2 separate regions of the Homo sapiens genome follow, and region 2 is linked to region 1. A link is an interaction called in ENCODE POLR2A ChIA-PET data of the cell type or tissue named here. Cell type or tissue: Panc1. All regions are shown on one strand. Links, peaks and the distances in the headings refer to the core of each region. The heading gives the core; the rest is flanking DNA. Region 1 overlaps LOC105373914 (a long non-coding RNA gene). Region 2 overlaps IRS1 (insulin receptor substrate 1).

Region 1 (11,951 bases), core at 2,294-10,293:
TTATGACTAAATACAGTGGTTTTAAAAATATCGTTCCTTTGTGAGGATCACATTCAGGTATAATAATTAACTTCATTCAAGAATATTGGTGAACACTGGTAGTCCCTATGTAATACACAACACCACCAGACTAAATCCATTTACCTTATGATAACACATAATTTTGGTTTAATTCATACAAATGTGTCCGGAATTGGTGGGTTCTTGGTCTCACTGACTTCAAGAATGAAGCCGTGGACCCTCGCAGTGAGTGATACGGTTCTTAAAGGCGGCGTGTCCGGAGTTTGTTCCTTCTGATGTTTGGATGTGTTTAGAGTTTCTTCCTTCTGGTGGGGTTCATGGTCTCCCCGGCTCAGGAGTGAAGCTGCGGACCTTCGCGGTGAGTGTTACAGCTCTTAAGGCGGCACGTCTGGAGTTGTTCGTTCCCCCCCGGGGTCGTGGTCTCGCTGGCTTTAGCAGTGAAGCTGCAGACCTTTGTGGTGAGTGTTACAGCTCATAAAAGCAGGTGTGGACCCAAAGAGGGAGCAGCAGCAAGATTTATTGCAAAGAGCGAAAGAACAAAGCTTCCACAGTGGGGAAGGGGACCCGAGCAGATTGCCACTGCAGGCTCGGGCAGCCTGCTTTTATTCTCTTATCTGGCCCCACCCACATCCTGCTGATTGGTAGAGCCCAGTGGTCTGTTTTGACAGGGCGCTGATTGGTGCGTTTACAATCCCTGAGCTAGACACAAAGGTTCTCCAAGTCCCCACCAGATTAGCTAGACAGAGTGTCCACACAAAGGTTCTCCCAGTCCCCACCAGAGTAGCTGGATACAGAGTGTCCATTGGTGCATTCAGAAACCCTGAGCTAGACATAGGGTGCTGATTGGTGTGTTTACAAACCTTGAGCTAGATACAGAGTGCCGATTGGTGTATTTACAATCCCCGAACTAGACATAAAGGTTCTCCACGTCTCCACCAGACTCAGGAGCCCAGCTGGCTTCACCCAGTGGATCCCGCACCAGGGCTGCAGGTGGAGCTGCCTGCCAGTCCCCTGCAGTGCACCCGCACTTCTCAGCCCTTGGGTGGTCGATGGGACTGGGCGCCGTGGAGCAGGGGGCGGCGCTCATCGGGGAGGCTGGGGCCGCACAGGAGCCCATGGAGGGGGTAGGAGGCTCAGGCATGGCGGGCTGCAGGTCCCGAGCCATGCCCCGCGGGAAGGCAGCTAAGGCCCTGCGAGAAATCGAGCGAAGCGCCGGTGGGCCGGCACTGCTGGGGGACCCAGTACCCCATCCGCAGCCGCTGGCCCGGGTGCTAAGCCCCTCATAGCCCGCAGCCGGCAGGGCCGGCCCGCCGGCTGCTCCGAGTGCGGGGCCCGCCGAGACCACGCCCACCCGGAACTCCAGCTAGCCAGCAAGCGCCGCGCGCAGCCCTGGTTCCCGCTCGCGCCTCTCCCTCCACACCTCGCTGCAAGCTGAGGGAGCCGACTCCGGCCTTGGCCAGCCCACAAAGGGGCTCCCACAGTGCAGTGGTGGGCTGAAGGGCTCCTCAAGTGCCGCCAAAGTGGGAGCCCAGGCAGAGGAGGCGCCGAGAGTGAGCGAGGGCTGTGAGGACTGCCAGCACCCTGTCACCTCTCACTAAGACCCTTACGTGAGTCAAGATTTTGATGTAATCACTCAAATAGCCAAGGCAACCTTGATTTAACAGGAAATATCATACAAATCATCTTGTATTTAAAAGGCACCATCACCACCAGGACTACCACCCCCAGAACTTTAACTCTTGTGTGAGAAATAGGTTATGTCCATTCAAAACTAGAACAGATGGCAGGTACCAACTGGTAGCAATCATCTCTACAGCCACAGGGGGAGATAAAAGATTCCTCCACCTGTAGTGCTCAAACCTGGCTTACCCTCTCCTATTTTTCAGACAACAAATCCATCTACCACATGAACACAGGATTCGATTTCCTAATCTACAAATTTCATCTGTGACATCCCTGCCTCAAATCATTCCATGATGCCTCTTGACCTATAGGGTAAACACCAAATTCAACATGCGGTATAAAACTTGGCTTGATCTGGGCTCTGTCTCTTATACCAGCTTCATCCCACTGCTGTCCACTTTCCCCTCCCCAACATCCAAATGTGTTTCCACATCCCAAGCTTATTTAACACTACATTTAGGGGCGGTAGAGGGGAAAACTGAGAGTTTGTTGATCATGTATTAATTGACATTGAGCTAAGTGCAGGGCTGATTTTATAGGCTTGAACCTGTGCAGTAGCCCTGCTCTGAGAAAAACCCTACACTTGGTTTAATATTTTACTCTCACCATTTTGGAATTCTTAAAAGTTTTATATTTGACTCTGTGTTTTGGAAGTAAAATCCAACAGGACAATGGAGCATATGTGTAAATAGAGGAGATAACCCAGGTGGCGCCATGTGCTCGTGTAGTTGGGTCCAGCAACTGCAGATACAGGTATCAACACACATAGCAGTTGGCCCTGCGTGCAAGCTCAGACTCCAGGGAAATACTGGGAACCCCTCTTTGTTTTTGCAATGATGTTTTCTATGCCTGAAATGTGAATTTGCAACCCCTTTCATATTTGCCAGCTTATCATTCCTCTGCTAAATATTGGAGAAACTCCTAGGCATTCTCCAAGACTCAAATGGGCCCTTATTTCTTCTAAGAAGTCTTTTCCAAGCCTGCAAGAGTCCATTATTTCCTACTTTAAGCCACTGCTAGTCCTAGCACTAACCGCTATTCCAGCATGTATTATGAATATTATACAATCCTTCACAGGTATTTCAGCCCTCACTAAATTGTAGATCCCTGTAGGAAGTAACTCCTTTTACTAATCTCTGTATTCCTGATACTTAGCACAGCGCTCACTGCTCTCTCAGTAAGTGTTTATCTGAATTAAGCTGCTGGCTTTACTTAGTAAGTGGGCTTCCTGCTAATGGAAAGTGAATGTGTGGTCAAATGGTCCTCTTTATAAGCTGGGAAGGGTGTAGTCAGAGGAGAAGCTCTGTGTATTTGGAGAGTTCCAACCTTTCCAACAATCCACCAACACCCACTCTGATGAAAGAAGATGGCTATTTCCACAACAGGGAGCCTACCCTTTCCATGTACTCTGTTCCCTTTGCCTACCACTTATTCAGAGACCCTTTTATGTGAAATTAAACAATTTCTCAGATCCACTGGGGAGTAGGTTCCTCCCAGCTGATTGTATTTAATATTGCAGTGTTTACTTTCTGGCTTTTTGTTGAGTGTTTAAATCCAGGTGTTAACAATATGGATTTCTTCTGTAATTTCTGTTTATTTCAAGTGCAGATTTTCTTAAGCAGCTGGTGGCACATACGTAAACAAAATCAAAATATTTGTTTAAACTTTTCTAGGGTTTTGCATCTACTGGACCTAGTGATAGAAGGTATTTATTTTACAGATGACTGTGAATGAGGTAATAGAGATTGCATTGCCTGGGAAATATAAAACAATTGAAGCAGGATTTTTTAAAGAACATTAATGATTAGGGTATATTGGTATAATTATTGCAATAGTTATTGGCATACTGGCTGAATGAAGCTGAAAAAGGCATATATTGATATTGATATAGGTAACACATTTTATTCAGCACCCATTATGCAGGAATAGTAAGTTCAAATCAAGAAAATATGCCATGTGCTTTGGTAGCAGAAGAAACTAGGCACTCATTTTTGGGCCAGGTTGTAAATTTGTACATTATTTAGGCATAGCATATTCTTTAACTGATCTTAAATAATAACTGATCATCATGACTGATTTTCTTAAAATACAATAATCAAATTTTCTTCCAAGAAAGACTATTTGGGCCAGACACGGTGGCTGACACCTGTAGTCCCAGCACTTTGGGAGGCCAAAGTGGGCAGATCGCTTGAGCCCAGGAGTTCAAGACCAGCCTGGGCAACACGGCAAAACCTCGTCTGTACAAAAAAAAACACAAAAATTAGCTGGGCATGATGGTGCATGCCTGTTATGTTAGCTATTTGGGAGGCTGAGATGGGAGAATTGCTTGAGCCCGGGAGGCAGAGGTTGTAGTGAGTTGAGATCACACTGCAGCCCTCCAGTGTGGGCGACAGAGCAAGACTCTGTCTCAAAATCTATTTGGCTTAGTAGAAACGATGGGTAGCAGTTAAAGGCACAGCCAAAGCACATATGTAGACACAGGGTGGGCATGAGGGAGCTTTTCTTGGCCATTTTCTGAGCTCAGCACACCCATTACTGATGTGTCAGGCACAGGACTGGACACTGGAGTGCAGTGCAGAATGAACCGGGCATGGGTCTTGCCTGTGGCAGTGTCTTGATATGTATTAAACAATCAGAATTCTAATAAAAATTACACCTGGGTAAAATGCTCTAAAGGAGAATTATATGATGAGATTAAAGCCCGTGCTAGGAGGAGATGATGTCATCTGGAAATCTGGACGAGGGAAGCCGATAAAGGGAAGAGCATGTAAAAAGAATAGCAGGTTTGAGGGCTAGGGCTAGACTCAGTGGGGCTGACGTGAGGTGGGGCCATGGAGGGAGGCTGGGGCCTGTGGAAGACGTCAGGAATTTCAATTTTCATGTGAAAAGTCATGGGAAGCCCTTGCCCTTTTAGCAGCAGAGTAAACTGATCAGCTGAGCAGACCTTAGAAAGTCTGTCTGGCTGCGGAGGGGGGAAATATTGAAGATAAAAGGACAAGAGAAGCCTCTCCACCACCACATTGTTCTCAGAGGCTCTTATCTTAACTCAGCATCCAAATGCAATGGGCAACGTGGGGTCAATTGTGGATACTATTTTCTATTTATATATATATGCATCTATCTATCTATCTTCTATCTATATCTTTCCCTTCTGAAGACCTAGAATTGATCCATAAACATTAGTTAGTGGTGGAAAATATTCCCACCTACAATCTAAAAGCAACTCCAGGGACAGCAAGGCCGAGGCTTAGTGAGGTCACATAGCTGTTCAGCAGAATGTCTCTATCTTATAGGCCATGACCCCAGTATAAAAATGAAAACAACCTTGGGCGTTCCTTAGTTAACCTTGTGGAGCCTGGCAGCCATGCACAAGGATAGGCCAGCCAGGTTCAAGAAGCATCTGTGAGTGTCAAGGAATGTATAGAAATGTAAGCCAGATAAGCACTTGATTCGCTTTTGTAGGTTCTGACTGTGGGAGCACATATCTGTATGACTGCGTATTTGTGCTTCTTGCTAATCAAAAGCACCTGAATGGGGGAAACACAGAAGTCATTTCCTAATTGAGAACAGTTTGGGAATCTAAATACTGGCATTGATCCATCCCACCCTTCCTAATGAACTGCGTGGAGCTTTCCCAGCATATGGAAGAAGGAGTGGAGCTGCAATAACCTTCTGCTGAGCTAAACACCAAACATTGTGCCAGGCAGGAAGGATACAACTCATTCCTCACCCTGGATTGCAGGGATGTGAAGTCTTTCTGTAATGAATTACTACAAATGTTGATAACTTAAAAATAAGCAATTTTACTCCAGTATGATTACGTTTTGAGACATTTTAGTTCAACATCTATAAAATAATTGCCAAATTTATCTGTTGAGTTCCTTCCTTCAGCCTATATTTCTTGTACAACACATCAAAAGCCACGATCTAGACCAGGTTCTGGAGACACAAAGACAAATGACACACAGATCTTGCCCTAAGGAGCTTCTACACTAATGGTAGAGACAGACTGGTAAACAAGTAGGAAAGTTGATAGAAGACTGTGGTTGGTGTTACATGAGGCACAAGGTGGTAGGGGTGAGGGGAACTGTACACTTTATCTGAACCTCGTGGGTTTCCCTTGTCTTCTGTTCTCATCATCTATTTGTCTTATTGCAGGTAGCTACCCTTGCATTTCATCAGGGCTCTGCTTGCAAGAATCGCAAGGCAGATCAAGCCTAGCGGCCTAAGGTAAGAAGACTATTCCCCACCAATCTTCTAGGAAAGCCAAAGATAGGAGTCCAGTTATTCTCTAACCCTTCTCATTCTCTATCCTCCAACCCCAAGGATGACTTGCATTATTAGAAAGGGAAGTGAAATCATGTCAACAGAAAGTAAATTTAAAGCATATTTTTCACATTTCATGGGCTGCAAATCTCTGTCTTCCCAATCAATAAAGAAGACTCAATCCCTACCTTCTATTTTAATTGCTTATATAGTTGTATACCTATATTGTGTGTGTTTTAATTTATCACTGTTTACACAGAGCAAAGCAAATGAAATGATAGCTTCATAATTATAACATTATTATATTAATAATCATCTAAACGTTATTGCAAATGAATACCTTCTTAAAACAGTCAAGAAAATGTGGCAAAGTTCCTTCTAATTATTGCTTGGGGATAAAATATGAATAATGTGAATATCCTTGATGTAGAAGAATCAACAATGATCTATATATACACACGTATGTGATATATATTTTCTATATTAATTACTGCCTTAAATCTCTTGGCCTCTGATTTTTATGTGACCACTCCACCTCCCTTAAAATAAATCCACACATATGTATCATTCCTTCAGTTATCCTCTTCACTCCTATGTCTTGAAAACTGAGTGATGCAGGAGTAAATTATATTATTGCACAGTTTTGTGCTGATACATCAGATTTTTCTGTCTCATCTGGATCCTCAACACCATTTGTCAGTCTTTTATCTTATTCCAGTGATTAGCCCCCTTGATTCCATTAAACTTTGACTATGCTCCTCAAAAACCCTACACCAAATGCTCTTCTCTAACTCTAAGCCAATATACTCACCTAAATAAATCAATAGAGCATATCAGGTAGAAACTACCCTGTCTTATAATACTGCTCTCTCTGAACCAGTCTTCTCCTTCTCGATTCTCTGTTTTCATAAGCATATATCTTTCCTCTTTTTGCATCTTAAAGGTTAGTGATCTACAGAATTGTGTTCTGTCTTCCTTCTCAGTTGTCACTGGGTGGCTTTTCCCAGGAAAAGATAGATGTCACTGGACCAGAGCTTTGTTAGGGTGTTATCTGGGATTCAACACCCGTGGACAGGCAGGGAGCAGGAGTGGCCAGAGGGACCTTTCAGAGCTTCCCTAGGTTGGAGAGGGAAGAGCAGGCTTTTCTGTGTTCCTGTCAATCAATCACCAGATGCCTAGTTTGCTAGGAAGCAAGTTTGACCTTGGGAGAGGTGAGTCTCTCCAGTGGGAGAAATCTCTAGAAAGGGCTACATTAGAGGGCGGCAGCAACGCTCTCAGGAGTTGAATAGGAGTCTTTCATTCCTGAAGAGGGATCTGGACAGTGGGTCACATCATTGTGTCCACCACAGATTGCTGTCCTGGACACACACACAGACACACAAACGCACACGCGCGCACACACACACACACACGTGCTCACCATCACACACACCAAGACCTTGCGACTTTAGGTCTTGTCTGTATCTCAAATCTGACCTACTCTACCATGCTAGTATCCTCTTGGGCACTGAAGATGAAAGATTCAAGGTTTAGGAGGTGGTTTTCCTGCTCCCTTCCTCTTGGAGAAGGGTCATCCATGAGAATGAATCCTATGTTCAGGGAGACAACTTCCAGTGCAATCCTCTCTTTTCCTCAGCTAATTCAAGTGGTGCTTCTGATGCTTGGGACTGCAAGAAATCTTGACTAATACAGAAAATAACCACAGGCTGAGCTGAGCCAGATCCTGGTGGGTCATGATGCCCTTCAGGCTAGGCAGCACCTGCCCTGGAATCTGCCTTGTTTTGTGCAATGTATGGCTAACTTGTGCCAGTATGATTAATTCCCACCACATTTTCTCTACAGCCATACTTTCTTCCTCTTCTTTAATTTTATTTTAATACGTTGGGTTTAAATAGGGAAGCATTTGCATTTCTCATGCATTGACAGGATGATTCATTTCCCAGAAATGTTTATACCTCTTTTATCAGAAAGAAAAGACAAAGAAAGCTTTGGAATTAGTTTCCCTCACTTCCTTCCCCACTCCCAAGATTTAATTGCTCAGAAACACTCTTAAAAAACTATCTTTCAGCATATATAGCATATATATAGTTAGAGGGGAGGTTGGAGTAGCACATCTGACTTATCTTTTATAAGGTAAGAATTTAAAGGAATGTTGCTACAGAGGAGTGTGTGTGTGTGTGTGTGTGTGTACCTGTGTGTGTGAGTGAACATGCATGCATTGTAATAGGGGCTTTTTGGGATAGGGAGGCTCAGAAGTGGTCTGACTGTCTTAACAAGCCTTTTCCATCCAACAAACCGTCCATTCTCTTGTTAGAGGTTAACTGACCTCAGTAGAGCCTGCACAACCTCTATCTTTAGAGTTGAGCTAACATGAAAGTAACCAATGCCTCAGTAATGCTGATTCTTGAAACAACAAAGCAAAATGAGGTGGGAAAGGAACAACTTCAACTCATTGACTGACATTTAACTTGCATTCACTTTGAACCCAGCTGTCTCCCAGTCATTAAGGAAAACATTTTCCTAGAGTAAAGGATTAGAAGGACTTCATCCCCACTGCTATTATTATTTAATTCTGAGTTCCAGTTTACAATTTATTTCTAAAAAACACAAAACAAATAACATTGGTATAGAACTTCATACTGCATTTTTTCATGTACTTTTTTTTCTTTTCAGTGCTATATGATATTTTGAAAAGTAATTATTAACCTTCCCAGATTAGAAATTTTAAAACTTTAAAGGTCAAAGGAGGTTAAAATTTTAAAGGCCAAAGGAGATCAAAAGAAGTGCCCCAGATCACCAAATTACTAGAAAGGGGAGAGTTAATGTAACTTGAGTTTTCTGCCAGCAGCAACTAAAATTCATATAACACAAGCAGACAATAAATAAATGGGGAAAATTTGAGTTTCTCTGAAACAATATAAACCCAAATAAGCCTGTTGGCAATCTGCTCACATGAAAGAAAAATAAAAATAATATGTTTCTAAGACCTAGAGAGAATTCATTCAACAAATATTTATTGAGCCTTTATCATATGCCCACTTATTTTCCCAATGCCCAACAGCCTTGGCCTACTTGACAGCCTTTTTATAAAGTGGAATCCACATACCATTAACCCCTTTAGAGCCTGTGAAAAATGCCTGTTGTATCAGAATCCATAGGAGGAATATGCACCTTTAATATGTGGTCTAGGTGGTTTTTATGGATGATAAAGCTTAAAAATCCTGATTTAAGAATCTCGACTCAGATTCCCAAGTAGATTCAATGCCTCCTTTTCTTATTTCCAGTACACAAGGTAAAAACTTTCAGAGAAATGAGTGCCACTTTCTTTATCCTTCTATTATTTGCATTGAAATAATATTTTCACTCAAATAGTTCTCCTCTGAAACAATGAAATGATAGGTGCTATAATTCAGAGCCATAGAATCTAGTCACTAAACACAGCACTATCTGTCTGAGTTTGTTGGAGAAATCTACGAGGGTGGCCCAACTGCAAGATTTTTTTCTTTGGCAGCAATCCCATCAGTTTGTCTGACTAAAGTTTATGCCTATATTTTAATGACTCATATTCTCCTTCTGCTCTGTCCCATGAATTACTTGGCAGAATTTCTGCTGATTTGGAACATCACTTGTCAAGGAGAAGGTATCAGATTGTGTGTGTGTATATTTCAAAATGAGCAGATGCAAACGTCTGAACGATTTGCTCTTTTGCAGACCTCTCAGGATGACCTAATTTTCCTAAAGTCTTAAATTTAAAATCATAACATGCACTTCATGTTCTTTAACATAAGCTTTAACCTTTAAAATTTTCAAAGAATAAAATGACAAAATAACAAAATTGACAGGGAACTAGGGTGACAAAAATGCTGTGTACATCAAAGGAGGAAAGACGAAGGGAACTTTTACTGTTTAGCTCATGACGATCACTACTCCCTGACCTGTGAATTCTGCCCTCCAGAGATCTACTTCCCCTGGGAATGAATCCTGCATAAAGACCCATGTATGGAAAGCAAGGTGAGAACTTGGATCAAGAACTCATGAAGTATATAAAAAGATCAAAGCCACACAATATGTCTCTGACAAAAGTGCTAGACTATTTAACTATTGTTCATTAATAATATTAATCTCAAGTCCTTTTTTGCAATCTGAAATATTGCCTTCTTTCCACTTCAGAGCTTTAGTTATATGTCAGCTAGCCCCTTCACTCTTTGAGGTGTGGAGTGGGGCGGTGAAGTTTAGAAAGGGAGGGCTGAGTGGGAAAAAAAAAAGATGGGGGAGTTCCTCAAACCACAGGATGTAGAATCTTTTAGAACATGGAGAAGGGACATTTTCTAAAGTTCTATGTTCAATGCCAGGAATTTAAATTGCATCCTGCTATAATTGAAAATGTGTATGTCTAACCTAGGGTTTCTTAACCTCAGCGCTATTGACATTGGAGGTGGATAACTCTGTTGTGGAGCCTGACTTGTGTGTTATAGAATGTTTAGTAACATCTCTGGCCTCTTCCTCCAGATGCCAGTTGTCCTGTCCTCCATTAAGACAACCAAAATGTCTCAAGACATTGCCAGAGGTCCCCTGGGGGACAAAATCATACCCTGTGGAGAACCATTGGGCTAACTGGCCTGGATCTGCCACATGGGTGACCCTTCACATGTGAGGCAGTACCCAGCCTCCATCCGGCCCACCTTCCACCCTCAGGGAGTACCTGCTGCCCACTCCACCACTGCTGGTTGAGTCTTCCCTGCTGTTGGGCTCCAGCTGGCATCTTCTTCATGCAGCTAGTGCAGGCGAAACTTCTCAATAAAAGTTGGAGGTGGTGAAAATTGTTGCTGTGCCTCAGCACAAAACAAGAAGCAAATTGTGAATATTTGATATCAAAATGAATTAACTATATTGACCAATTCCATTGCAGAGAAATTCTCATGAACCATCTTTTTCCTCAATCTCTGATATCCTATCTTGGTCTAGGTTTCTTCCTTTCCCCCAAGAGTCCTTCTCTGGCTCACTCTTCTCCTCATACCAGTTTATGAGTTACTCCTGACTTTCCTTGCTACCACTACATAACTATACAGACCAATTTCACTCTGCGAGTATGTGTATGTATGTATGTATGTATGTACATGTGTACCTATCTATTTATCTATCCATCATGCAAAGATAGGTCCCAAACTTCAGGACCTATCTTTGCATGGTAGATAGATAAATAGGTAGGTATACATGTACATACATACATACACATATTCACTTATATATAAAGCACACATATATATGCATGTATATATATTAGCATACATTTGCATAGAGGAATATATGTATAAACACGCTAGTGTAGAAACAAAAACCATATTTGCTAAACCAAAGGGTTTAAATTGTTTGATGATCAATATACCCTTGATCTTCATACCTAATAAAATAAGCAGAGTATTTTCTCAAAGTGTCTCAGGCAAATGTTTGTGTAGACCCCCATCCCCCACCAAGCCAAGGAAACCTCAGGGATCAAAGAACAAATGGTAATTGTTCTGATTGTGTAGTAGAGCAGGTAGGTTTTATCCCGTTCTATGCTGAACACAGACCCTCACTCCATCCAGGCTAAGGCAATAGCAAACATTTCTTCTATGATGCAGTGCAAAGCAAGGCAGGGAAACACCTAACAAGAGACAGGCACTATGCAAACAAGAGGTTAATCTTCACTATGTAAAGATCTGATTGCCATTAAGACCCCTTGCATCAAAGTCATGCTATAAGGTCACAGTGAGTTCTTGCCCCCTTTTCCTTTTTCATATCAAGATCTAAAGCATCCCTTCCTCCCGTGGAGTGGCAGCTCTGGTTCAGACTAGGGAGGTGCCTAACACAAGATACCCATTAAAAAGAGGCAGGACCTCACAGAGGAGAGAGGCCGGGGGAAGGGTTAAGACCCTGCAAAGAGATGCTCCCCGACAACCACAGGGTATCTGACACTGGCTTCTCTACAGTCATATGCTCAG
Region 2 (11,951 bases), core at 2,524-10,523, 1.0 Mb before region 1:
GCCTGGCCACAACTCTTGCTTACATTGTTACAGAAGGAAAGCGTGGAGAAACCAAATGAACAGGTAGGCCATGGCCCGCTTGTGACATGTAATAATTTAATGGGGAAAAAAAGCTTCAGGCAGTTTTTGAGGAGAATAAGCAGATTTCACCATAATGCTGTTAATTAAGTGTTAATTATAGCCTGTTGATGTTTGATAGTAAGGTGAAATTTTGTGGCTCCCTTTTATTTTGAAAGCATTTTGTCAGCGTCTCAGGCTATGGTCTAGAAAGAATAGAAGCTGTTGTTTTCTTGGTGTACTCTGGGACCTGCAGCAGCTCCTTTTGCTATATTTAAGGAGGATCTGTTCTTCTTACCACTGCCTCAGGGTTCAATCTGAAAACCCTGGTATTTAACCACCTGGAAATCAACTTGTTCTGTTCATTGTCTAATTTTTAGAATCTGGAACCCTGTGTACTCACGGATGATGATATATGTGCCCCGAGCATCCCCCCTTTGCTGTTTTTTGTCAATATTAAGTTTTGGGAAAGCAGACCTAAAAGTGTCTTCCTGAGAAGACATTTTAAACACAGAAACAGCAACTATGATTTGTATCTCAGTCTTGCATTTGACTACTGGGTTTTGTTTTGTTTGTTTGTTTTTTGATCATAAATTATCTTCCGAGGTGTGGATATTTATCTTATAAAGTAGGGAAAACCTCTATGAAACAGTGTTCTGATTTAGGAATAGCCTCTTAGAGAATAAATTTAGTGGATTTATTTTTTAAAGTGAATTTATTTTTTAAAGTCTACTAATTCTGGAACAGAAGGAATCTAATATTTAACATTTTGGTTTGGTTTTTTTTTTTTTTTTTTTTTTGAGACAGAGTCTCGCTCTGTTTCCCAGGCTGGAGTTCAGTGGCTAGATCTCAGCTTGCTGCAACCTCCACCTCCTGGGTTCAAGTGATTCTTGTGCCTCAGCCTCCTGAGTTGCTGGGATTACAGATGTGCACCACCATGCCTGACAAATTTTTGTATTTTTAGTAGATATGGGGTTTCATCATTTGGCCAAGCTGGTCTTGAACTCCTGAGGCCTCATGTGATCTGCCCTCCTTGGCCTCTCAAAGTGCTGGTATTACAGGTGTGAGCCACCATGCCTGGCCCTTGAGGATTTTTTTTTTTTTTTGGACTCTCAGAGATTTGAGGGCAATGAGCGTGATGAATGGGTCACGTAAGTAATGTGTCTCCTTGTTCACTGCAGCCTTATCTCATTATCTCCCTGAGCTTTGCAAATGATTGTGAAACCAGGTATTTTCTCCATTTTATTAAACTGTTAATTTGTTGCAGTAGACTCTCCACTGTGTTGTAAGGTGTCTAGTAGTATTCCAGGCCCTTACCCATTAGAAGCCAGTAGCATCTCTCCTCCCCAACCCCTTTCCTGGTTGTGACAAGCAGAAATACCTGCAGACATTGCCAGATGTTCCCTGTGGGGCAAAGTTTTTTCACCCACACAAATTGAGAACCATTACCCTAGAGATTTAGTGAAATGCTTGGAGACTGGAGGGTGTCTGCAAAGAGAAATTGGTTGAGCCTCATGAGCGTGTTTCTGCCAAAGGCCAGATGGATGGCTTCTGTCTGGCCCTTCCATGGGTCTGAAGGTGACCCCATTTATTTCCCTTGGGACTGTAGTCCCCTCAGAGTCTCTGTCTTAGTTTGGGCTGTTATTACAAAATTGAGTTGATGGTGGCTTAAACAACACACATTTATTTCTCACAGTTCTGGAGGCGGGTAAGTCCAAGAACAAGGCACCACAGACCCTGGTTTGGTGTGCCCTCTTCCTGGTTTACGATGGCCGTCTTCTTATTGTAGCCTCCTGTGGTAGAGAGCAGAAAGCAAGCTCTCATGTTTCATCATAAGGGCACTTATCCCACCCATGAGGGCTCCACCCTCATGACTTAATTACCTACCAAAGGCACCACCTCCTAATACCATCATGTTGAGGGTTAGGATCTCAACATATAAATTGCAAGGAAAGACATGTTTCAGTCCATAACAGTCACTATAAATACTTCTTAATGGCGGTTCCTTAGCTAAAAGTTGTCACTACCTGTTTATTAAGAATGGGGCACAACTGTCCATGGGGTGCTTTTAGCTCAGCCAGACAAGCAGCTCAACCCTGCAATAATGTGATATGCAGTTTCGTTTAAGAATGCTGTTAGGGCTGGGCATGATGGCTCACACCTGCAATCCCAGCACTTTGGGAGGCAGAGGCAGGTGGATCACCTGAGGTCAGGAGTTCGAGACCAACCTACCCAACATGGTGAAACCCCGTCTCTACTAAAAGTACAAAAATTAGCCAGGCATGGTGGTGCGTGCCTGTAGTCCCAGCTACTTGGGAGGCTGAGGCAGGAGAATCGCTCCAACCTGGGAGGCAGAAGTTGCAGTAAGCTGAGATCAAGCCACTGCAGCCCAGCCTGGGTGACAGAGCAAGACTCTGTCTCAAAAAAAAAAAAAAAAAAAAAAGAATGCTGCTAGGAAACTTTTAAGCAAGTGGCTTTTTCCACATTAAAAAGAAAGAGGCTGAAATGTCAGATAATGGAGAAAATAGAGAGGGGCAGGAGCAAAGTGGAAGTAAGACTTGAAAGATGAAAGCAAAAGAACAGGAGCTTTGGGGTCAGTAGGTGAAAGGTCGACCCCTCATTGTCAACTGGAAAAATTTTGCCTCTTTACACAAGGCAGTCAGTTAGAAATTTGCACCATTGTCTGCCTCAGTGACCTTAGAGCTGCAAGCAGTGGATGCATTATCAATTATTTTAGATTAACTTTCTGAGATTTCCCTCCCTCCTCTTCCAGCTGCCAACAATTAGATGTGCATCTGGCAGCAATTTCAATTTTTCATCAAGTTACTCAAGCAGCATTGACTGGCTAGATCACACTCCTGTTCAGTTCCTTCAGATGAGAGATTGGGGAAAAGAATTTGGAAACAAAAGCCACCCAATTCCCTGCCCCCACCCCCAACAATCATAAACATGCTTTAGAACCTAGAAATAATGCATAAGAATCTCACTGAACACCCATTTAAGCATATTCATGTGATTTCTTTGTAAATACTTTCAGTAGTATTAGAAGTCTTTCATTAGCAGACTTAGAAAGAGTGGGGGGCTTCAAGCTTCTGATTTTTTTCAAGCAATAAAAGTGGCCTTTCTGATGTTTCTGTAGATAGCATTCATTTGAGATCTTCCCCTTTGTACGTGAATGCTACTGTCTCAATATTGAATTTGTACTCTTTCCTGTGTAGGTAGACAGGTCCTTGTATAACGTTGTATTACATATCATATCTTTAGCCTTACTACTACTGCTACTTTTACTTTTTCTTTTTGTTCTGGCATTTTCCCCTTCCTCCTTTCTGAAATAACTTTGTCCTCTCTTCGCAAGATGCATCCTCATTTTGGCTTCTGATTCAGTCCTTGCCTGGCATTTGGTTGGTGGATTCATCCTTGCTTGCTAGTTCCACCACAGTGTTTTTGGCTGGTGTGTTTTCAGGTATCAGGAAAAGATGTGGGATCCAAGGGTTTCTAGTTCTTCATAACAGTAGTTACACTAAGAGCTAATGATTGAGGGCTTATTATGTGTCAGGCACAATGATAAGAAAATGTCATGTATTATCTCATTTAATCTCAACGAGAACCCTGTGAAATGGGCAATGCTCTCCTGTGTTACAGACGAAAACATTTGGGATTTTGGAGGGTGAGCAACTTGCCTGAAATCACAGAGAAAAGAACACTGAGAGATGGGATAATGGAACTTGTCTTAGTTTCCTTTCAAATTTTAATTCAGAAATAAGTTTTGACTTAAACAAAATTATCAGTCTTTAAAAAGCATGACAGCCATGTAATAGTTCCATCTTCATTCTGAAAATAACCTTTTTTGGGGTTGAATTCCCTAAAGTACATTTTTTAATTCAAAATCGCATACAGGTTACTCACTTGTCACTCAGAAAGAGGCAACTCAAGGGAAACACACATTTATTGCATTATTACTTTACTGTAAGCAACAGTTAATAGCTTTCTCTTTAACATGAGCTAATTAATATGGTTCCTGCCTGTGTATGGCCTTCTGAAATCTAAGATGAATGGTATACTTTTCCTTGCTCCTTTTACATTGACTTTTGTTGAAGAATTACTATCATAGCCCAGAAATCTTTATGACTTGCATTTCCATAACAGATATTCTTCAGGTAAAGCAAATGAGAACTGTGGGTCAAATACATTTGAAATATGCTGCCATATACTTGTATTATAATCAGTTTCAGCTGGTTTCAGAGAGGGAGTGTTTCTTCAATAGTTAGACCACTTTGTTTTTTTTTTTAAAGAACAGTTCGCTTCAAAGAATCCCAGATCAAATTCTTCTCAACGTTTTCCCCCTGATATTCTCCTCAATGCAGAAAGGAAAACAAAGGCTAAACCTTTTTTGCTTCTGTAAGATGATGGCTTCCTGGAGACGTTCCTTAGATCAGGGGTCTCCAACCTTTTTGGCACCAGTGACAGGTTTCATGGAAGACAATTTTTCCATGGCTGGGGGTGAGGGGATGAATGGTTTCATCAGGCATTATTTTCTCATAAAGAGCATGTGCAACATAGATCCCTTGCATACACGGTTCATGATAGGGTTCACACTCCTGTGAGAATCTAATGCCGCTGCTGATCTGACAGGAAGCCGAGTTCAGGTGCTTATGCTCATCCACCATTCACCTCTTGCTGTGGAGCCCGGTTCCTAACAGGCCATGGATCTCTACTGGTCCACAGCCTGGGAATTGAGGACCCCTGCCTTAGATGTATGTTGTAGGGAAAATCTTCTACTGAGGTTGAGCTTGCCCCTATTAGAAACTATTGGGAGTGGCATTGTCCTCTGTTAGGCCTGTTTAAGGATCAGAAAAACCTATGGGAAGATCATGGCCCCACAGCTGAGGTACCTCATGGTTGTTTTGGAAGATGCTTGTTCAATTCAGTAGATTTTTCTTACATGACCAAGTTCTTCCATAAAGTGAACCACAACCCATATTATCGGGGACTCTAGCTAAAACTTGCGGTGAGTAGGAAATAGATTAAACACAGGTTTTCCCACTTCTCCAGCTGCCAAAAGTGATGTCAGTGGTGTTAATGATTCTTACCTCAGTCCGCTGCAGACCAGGGTTGTCTATGCAAATGCTTGTTTGGTGCCTGATTCCTGGGCTATTATGGAAAAACTGATGATGCTTGAGAAACAATTGGGTAGTCAGACAGTTACTCAAATGTAAAATCAGACGCTTGCTTTCTTGAAGCAATTTGACTCCAGGGAGAGGGCAAAGAATGAGAAATCTATTAGTTTTTAACAAAAAAAGCAAAGGCAGTGAAAATAGGCTCTGCCTGATTCCCTTTTGTCTAATTATAGAAACAGTTTTGCACACAATTTTCACCATCCATACACTAAATGAAGTTTTGATTTTAATGCAAGTCTACTGGTTTGTATCAAAGCCAGACCTATAAAACCTGTATCCTGTAATCTGACCATTACAAACAAAACCCCAAACCCAAAAGTGATGTGAAATTACAATAGAAACCTCAGAACTGAAATGTAATTTCTGTGAGGGAAAGGATGCTGCAGAAATAGTGCCCATGAAAGCAGAAGAAAGACATTCGTATGACATTCTCACTTAGTAGGGAATATTCTGTCATATTACCTTCATGTCTTTTCGTAACAGGTTTATTTTGGTTGAGCTCTGTTAAAATTAAAGCTTCCTGGCTGAGCACGATGGCCCACACCTGTAATCCCAGCACTTTGAGAGGCCGAGGCGGGTGGATCACCTGAGGTTGGGAGTTCGAGACCAGCCTGGCCAACACGGTGAAACCCCGTCTTTGCTAAAGATACAAAAATTAGCCAAGTGTGGTGGTGTGCACCTGTAATCCCAGCTACTTGGGAGGCTGAAGCAGGAGACTTGCTTGAACCCAGGAGGGGCAGGTTGCAGTGAGCTGAAATGGCACCACTGCACTCCTGCCTGGGTGACAGAGTGAGACTCTGTCTCCAAAAAAAAAAAATTAAATCTTCCTGCCTGAGAGTACGTGTGGTCTGACTTGAAATGAAGAGGGACTTTTTTTTTTTGTTTTTTTTTCCTAAGTCCTTTTACCTTGAATCTGTCATGTACATAGGACAAACTATAGTATTGGTAAAAGGGAGATTGGAAACATTTTGATTTGCAATTGAGGGGAGGAGCTGTTATGGTCTTGACCTCATTTTCTTTATCAGCATGCTTCCTGTTAATAAAAAGAATGGGAAATAACAGAAGTGGATATTCTTTGGCTTAAAAGATGTATTAATATTTATTCAGATTTCCTTAATATATCACTGACAGAATACTTTTAATTACTGAGAACTAAATGTTGTTTTGGTCTGCCTTCTCCACAAATTCCTAACCATCCTGAAAAGTTTCTGGAATCTCCTTCTGCCTTTGGTAGCTGGGGAAGGAGAAATTCACGAGACTGACAGAATTCAGCCCAGTAGCCTCTGCCAGAGCTGACAGGCTTGATGGTCGCCTTTCGGTCTTCTTTTTTTTTTTTTTCATAATGCGTGTGCCTTTCTTCATTGGTGGTCTCCTGAAGTCACCAGCCCTGCCAGAAGCTCTTTCACTGGGACAAAAGGGGAACTGGAGCGAGATGGCCTCTCATATGTTGGCAACTCTCCCTGAATTTTCTTCCTTGGCAACCCTGCGCACTGGAAGATCTGGCCAGCAACCTTGTTATTTTCACCAGCCCTCTCCCATGTGACTTGCACCAGGCAAAAGTGCTATTTAAGCAGCTCCATTAAAGCACTGGCTTGGCTGGTTGGCTTACCCTTTGCCATTTGAGACCACAAAACCAAGTTCTTTCCAGCTCAATCCTGGCCTGTTTTAAAAGAAGTTGGTTTCCTTTCTTTAGCTAAAATGGCTTTCTCCTTTCAACATCCAAGTAGCAAACATGTTGGTCTTACCTCTAACTTTAGCTCAATCTTCACTTGATGTGTGTGATTATGATCTGAAGGCCTTAGAGTTGAGAATTGAGAATTCACTGGTTAGTTTTCTCCTTTTCCAAGCTTCAGCTTGCCCCCATACTTCCCAGCTGTCCCTTGTAAAGAACGGGGAGATTATCCCATGTCCCAGACTTTAGAGGCTCTCTGGATTTAGCTCTTCTTTTTGTATCAGCAATATGACCATAGTTAATAGCGCTGGACCAGGAGAATGCAGCTTCCTCCTTCTGTGCTACTAACTCAAATGCTAGAACCAAGGCTTTAAGCTGGGAACTTCCTTTAATAAGCGTTTCACAGTCTATCCATAGGTCAGTGGTCATTTTTATTCATCTGAGATTTTATAGTGGGATTTTATGGAGGTATGAATTTTAATGAACAACACCCATCTATTACCAGAACTATAAAGGTATTTGAGACTGATGATAATATGTGTGTGTGTGTTATGTGTGTGTGTGTGTGTGTGTGTGTGTGTGTGTGTGTGTGTTTACTGGGCTCATTTGCCAGATTCAGGTATGCTGAATGTGTGTGTTGTAAGGTGCTTTATTAATAAGCATTCTAGAAGACATGATTTGCTTCCAGTTAGTGGTACTGTAAATTAAGTGTATCAGCAGTGAGGTAACTGAAGAATTGTGGTAGGAGGGAGGGGTATGCAGTTTAATGTAATTGTGTGAAATAGGAAATCAACAGACGTGGGAAGACAGAATAGAGAGAGGTTACAGGCATCATTGTCAGAATCTTGCAAAGTACAGAGCTACCCACTGACCCCTCTGCTCTCATGAAGGGAATCTTTTCTAACCTGAGAGGAATCCTTCTGTTCTCCTGGCTCTTCCAAATATTTTGCCTGTGCCCTTCCTTTAAATACTGAGGCTTTTGGAAACTAAAGCCAGGGAGCCAGAAGATTTTCCTACTTTCAAATTCCTACTCTCCCCATATTATACAATGCGTTGGGATGATGGCAAAGGGATGGAATACCAGGATGCTTTAAAAAGTTGGGTAACATTTCAAAAATTTTTCTCATCATGGATTTTTAAGAATGGGAAAGATCTAAGTATGATTAAAACAGTATTTTCCTTTCCTACTTAGACTTTTTGAGGGGACATTAAATGCAGCATTTTAAAAGTTCAAATCCTTTAAGTAGATTGTGAAATTACAACCACAGCTGAGTAGTGGTTTTTCTGGTGATGGGGAATATAAGTCATGTTTATTCCTTCTTTACATCTTCCTGTATTTTATACATTTTCTGTATTATATTCAAGATACTTTTTTTTTTAAAAAGCACACAGCTGTTTATGTTAACTGAAAGAGAAATATGCTGTTTTGATTCATTTCTTTAAGTGGAGGAAATTAATTTATATTAATTTTCTAGTTCCATCTACAATATAAGATTTCAAACAATGACCTCTATTGAAAAAAGGTCATCACTACGGTCATTTTTTTAAAGCACAGTTGGATAAGGAAGAGTTACTTTCTAACAATTTAGTATGTGACAGTGGCCAAGCAACTTAAAATATTTTACTCTTATTTCCCTAGTAAAAGTAGAAACGACTAGCAATGCCCCAACTAGATTTTTATTACTATATTGCCCTTGATTTAACATATTGGCAAGAAGTTTCAAAACATATAAATACAGGATGAAAACATTTGTCAATTGTTCTGACCAAGAATGCATTGCTGAGTGTACAGATCTTTCCATCACACTTATACTCTTGTGCTGTTTCCAGCTGCTTTCCCAGTAAAAACGATCAGTAAGCTGAGACAATGTAAAAGGAAGCAAAGTCTTTATTTGTTTTTCAGCTATTATAGGCATAGTTTAAGTGGGTAGAACCCAGAAGATGTAAATTCCTACTAGATGCAATAATGCAATAATCCATAGGTGTCAAGTAGCATTGCTCAAGTGTTGACTTATTTGATAATGCTTTAAAAATTACATTTTTCATTACTGGCAACAGGATTAGGTGGGTTTTATCTTACAAGAATATACACGCAGAAGGACATAGTAGATACTGATGTGGTGATGAAATTTTGTCAAAATGTAATTTCCTGCTACTAAATCTCGTGACAGGTGCATTGTATTTCTGCCTTCAGAAGTTATTCCCCAATGATGTAACCAGACAGAATGCATTGTAGGAATATCACCACTTGATATTTGCAGTGTCTTCTCTTAAGGAAATGTTTTGCCTTTTTGTTTCCAGTTTCTGCCTGTTACAAATGAATTTTTGCATTTGTAAAACTTTGTAGCAATATTTGCTACCTCTGGTCTGTCAATTGTCTCCCTTCAGTCAATTGAAGTGGTGTATATATAAAGTGTATTAAACATATGTACGCCTATGCGGGCTTTTCCCCTGCTTATTCCAGTCTTTATCATTGTATTTATGCTTATTGCATTGAATGACTGACTGCAAGACCCTAGTATGGGCATTGCTTTTTTCTTTTTTAAAAAATATATTAAGTTACGCAAATGTTTGCCTTTTTTGAGTGAGTTGCTTTATTCAAGTTCAGCCTTGCTTGATTGTGAGTATGTGGAGCTAGGGAGATACAGACAGATGAACTTTAGTCTCATTAAGCATATGTTGAGGTCTGTCTCTAAAGTGAGGAGACTTCCTTTCCAACAAACTCATCAGAGCAAGTGTTGTACACAACTCTGATTTTGGAACTTCGGTTTCGGAACTCTTTGGCTTTAGATAATACCTCGCTGGGAACAATTACCCAGCTTAATCAGTCCCATTATTCACCATATTTGGCTCTCAAAGCTTTTTGGCTGTCTCCAAAGATCAAACGTGTCCTCAGAGGGCTAAGACTGGCTGCTATAGAGACTATTCAAAAGAATATGCCCAAGGCTGAGCAGGCATTCCAAAAATGCTGCAAACAATGGCTGCATGACTGGAATAAGTATGCAGCCCCCAAGTTGGCTGTTGTGAAGGACAGTTCTCACTGAAGGATGTCCATGTCATTATTTGGTAGCTAAACTTTATGTGCCTACACAGATACACACACCCTGTACAAAGACAAACAGGTGTGAACTTCAGACTTTCCCTTTTGAGACAAGTGTTGATCAGGACTTAAGATAAGGGGCTTTGAAAAGTAGTGTGCTAAGTAAGACTTTGGAAGGAAGGTGTCGATGCACTTGATACGTCCTTTTATTCCCTGCTCTTTGAACATACTTGTGGATAATGACAGAGATCATTTCCAAGTGGCCCAAAGCAACAGATTTCAGCACCCAGTGAAGCCACCTGTTTTTCCCTCTCCTCACAGGGCCCTGGGTCTCTGTCCTTATGCATCCGTGCAGGTTGGTACGTGTGATGATAAAAGAGGGTACAGTGTGTTCCTGTACTAAGCTGTTTACCCACCCCTTCTGGAGAAGAGCCAGATATGAAATGAAAAACATACCATATGCCCTTTGCTTTCTCCCCCATTTTATGTTCGGCAGTTTGTTTGTTTGTCACAAGTCCTTTAATAAAGTGTGGCCTTCCTGCCTAATTAGAGGCCCAGAGCTGTGAAGCTCTGTTAAGCGCTAATCTAGAAATTCTGGTGGGAACATTCCTATATGCATTCAGGAGAATCTTGACAGTAAATAAGAGATCTGGAGCTTGTTGTGGGGAGTTTCCTAGCATACCAATGGCTTGTGAAGGGACGGGCTTTCTTTTCATTTGTGGACACCACAATTGTAGACACACAGAGTAAATCCTGTTTCTCTGGCAATTAAAGGGGCAAACTTGGAATGCTTCCTTTTTTGTTTGTTTTTATATTGTGATCGTCATGCCAAGTCTTTATTAGTGAGTTAAAAATACAGTTTGTTTACCTGTCTTTTAGAGGCAGAGTTAATATTTAAAAATAAATAGAAATCTCCTAAAACTAGAGTCATCATTTGGTAAACTTTGACTTATCAGAAAACCATTGCGTAATGAATGATGACTGATGCCAGCCATGATCATTCCCTTCAAGAGGAGACAGAGGGAAAAAGATATGAGGTTGGTCCAAAAGTAATTGTGGTTTTTGCAATTTATTTTATGGCAAAAACCGCAATTGCTTTTGCTCCACCCTAATATATCGGTCCACACTTACGTTGCGTGTATTTTGGAAGCTGTCACTATCCTTGTAGGTGATATGCATTATTACTGCTACATCTTGACCTTATGTCAATGTAGCATGTCCTTGTTGTCTCTATAATTAGATAAAGTCCTCTTAGCTTGTCATTCAAGGTTCTTCACCATCTACCTCAAGCTACATTTGTAGACTTAATTCCTTCTATCCCTCCTTAGATATCTTGGGGTCCAGTGAAGCCACATCCTCTACTTGAGCCTGCTCACGGCTACCATCTCACCCTGTAGGACCTTGTCATATGTTCTCAATGGGAAGCGTCCTTTTCCTTTTCATTTATTTAACTCCTATTTATTAAGTACTACCACGTGGCAAGCCTTGTGTTATCTTCTGGGACTGCAACACCAAAGCAACATAGACACAATCCCAGTTTCCACATCCCCACATTATTCTTTTTCTTCCAAAACCAAGCCAGGTGTGTCAGTGAGATGCTCCCCTTACACCCCTAGCTGGGAGGATTCTTTCCATCCTCCATGTGTCTAGAGCTATTGCCCCCATGCATGTATCTTGGCATGTACTGATGTCTACTTCACATGCCATGTATTTATGAACAGAACTTGCCTTCCTTTCTAGAATTACTAGAAGGCAGGGCTTCCAACAGAATCCAGCTTTCTACACTTCCTAGTATTTAGTGCAACCACGTACTCATTCAACAAGTATTTCTGATCTACTCTCTGCTAAATACCCTTTGATGCACTCTGTAGATACTGATATTTATAGATAAGTTTTGAATGCATGAAAAACAAGGACCTGTAAAAGACTAGGTAGTGTAATACTTGAGTAAAAGATGCTTTATGAGGTTGAAAAGGAACCAACCCAAATGTCCAACAATGATAGA

The links. ChIA-PET counts read pairs that join two places held together with the same protein. Peaks named below come from ENCODE experiments on the same cell type or tissue, not always from the same donor. Only the 100,000 strongest peaks of a DNase experiment are listed, where the experiment ranks them.
Region 2: POLR2A ChIA-PET joins it to region 1 with 9 read pairs; 1 of 35 experiments calls an interaction of 5 or more read pairs at or near these places.

The regions. Positions count from the first base shown.
Region 1 is chr2:225,733,611-225,745,561 of GRCh38, reverse strand. It overlaps LOC105373914 (a long non-coding RNA gene), which reads left to right. Exons shown (of 7, transcript XR_007088110.1): 3 at 5,863-5,934; 4 at 9,926-9,981. Among named protein-coding and RNA genes, the nearest start is that of NYAP2, 340 kb to the right of the region's middle. In Panc1, for the core only: no CTCF peak of the experiment used is centred there; a DNase peak (open chromatin) is centred at 9,531; H3K27ac peaks cover 3,614 bases.
Region 2 is chr2:226,737,335-226,749,285 of GRCh38, reverse strand. All of the region lies in intron 1 of IRS1 (insulin receptor substrate 1), which reads left to right. Among named protein-coding and RNA genes, the nearest start is that of IRS1, 57 kb to the left of the region's middle. In Panc1, for the core only: no CTCF peak of the experiment used is centred there; no DNase peak of the experiment used is centred there; H3K27ac peaks cover 1,097 bases.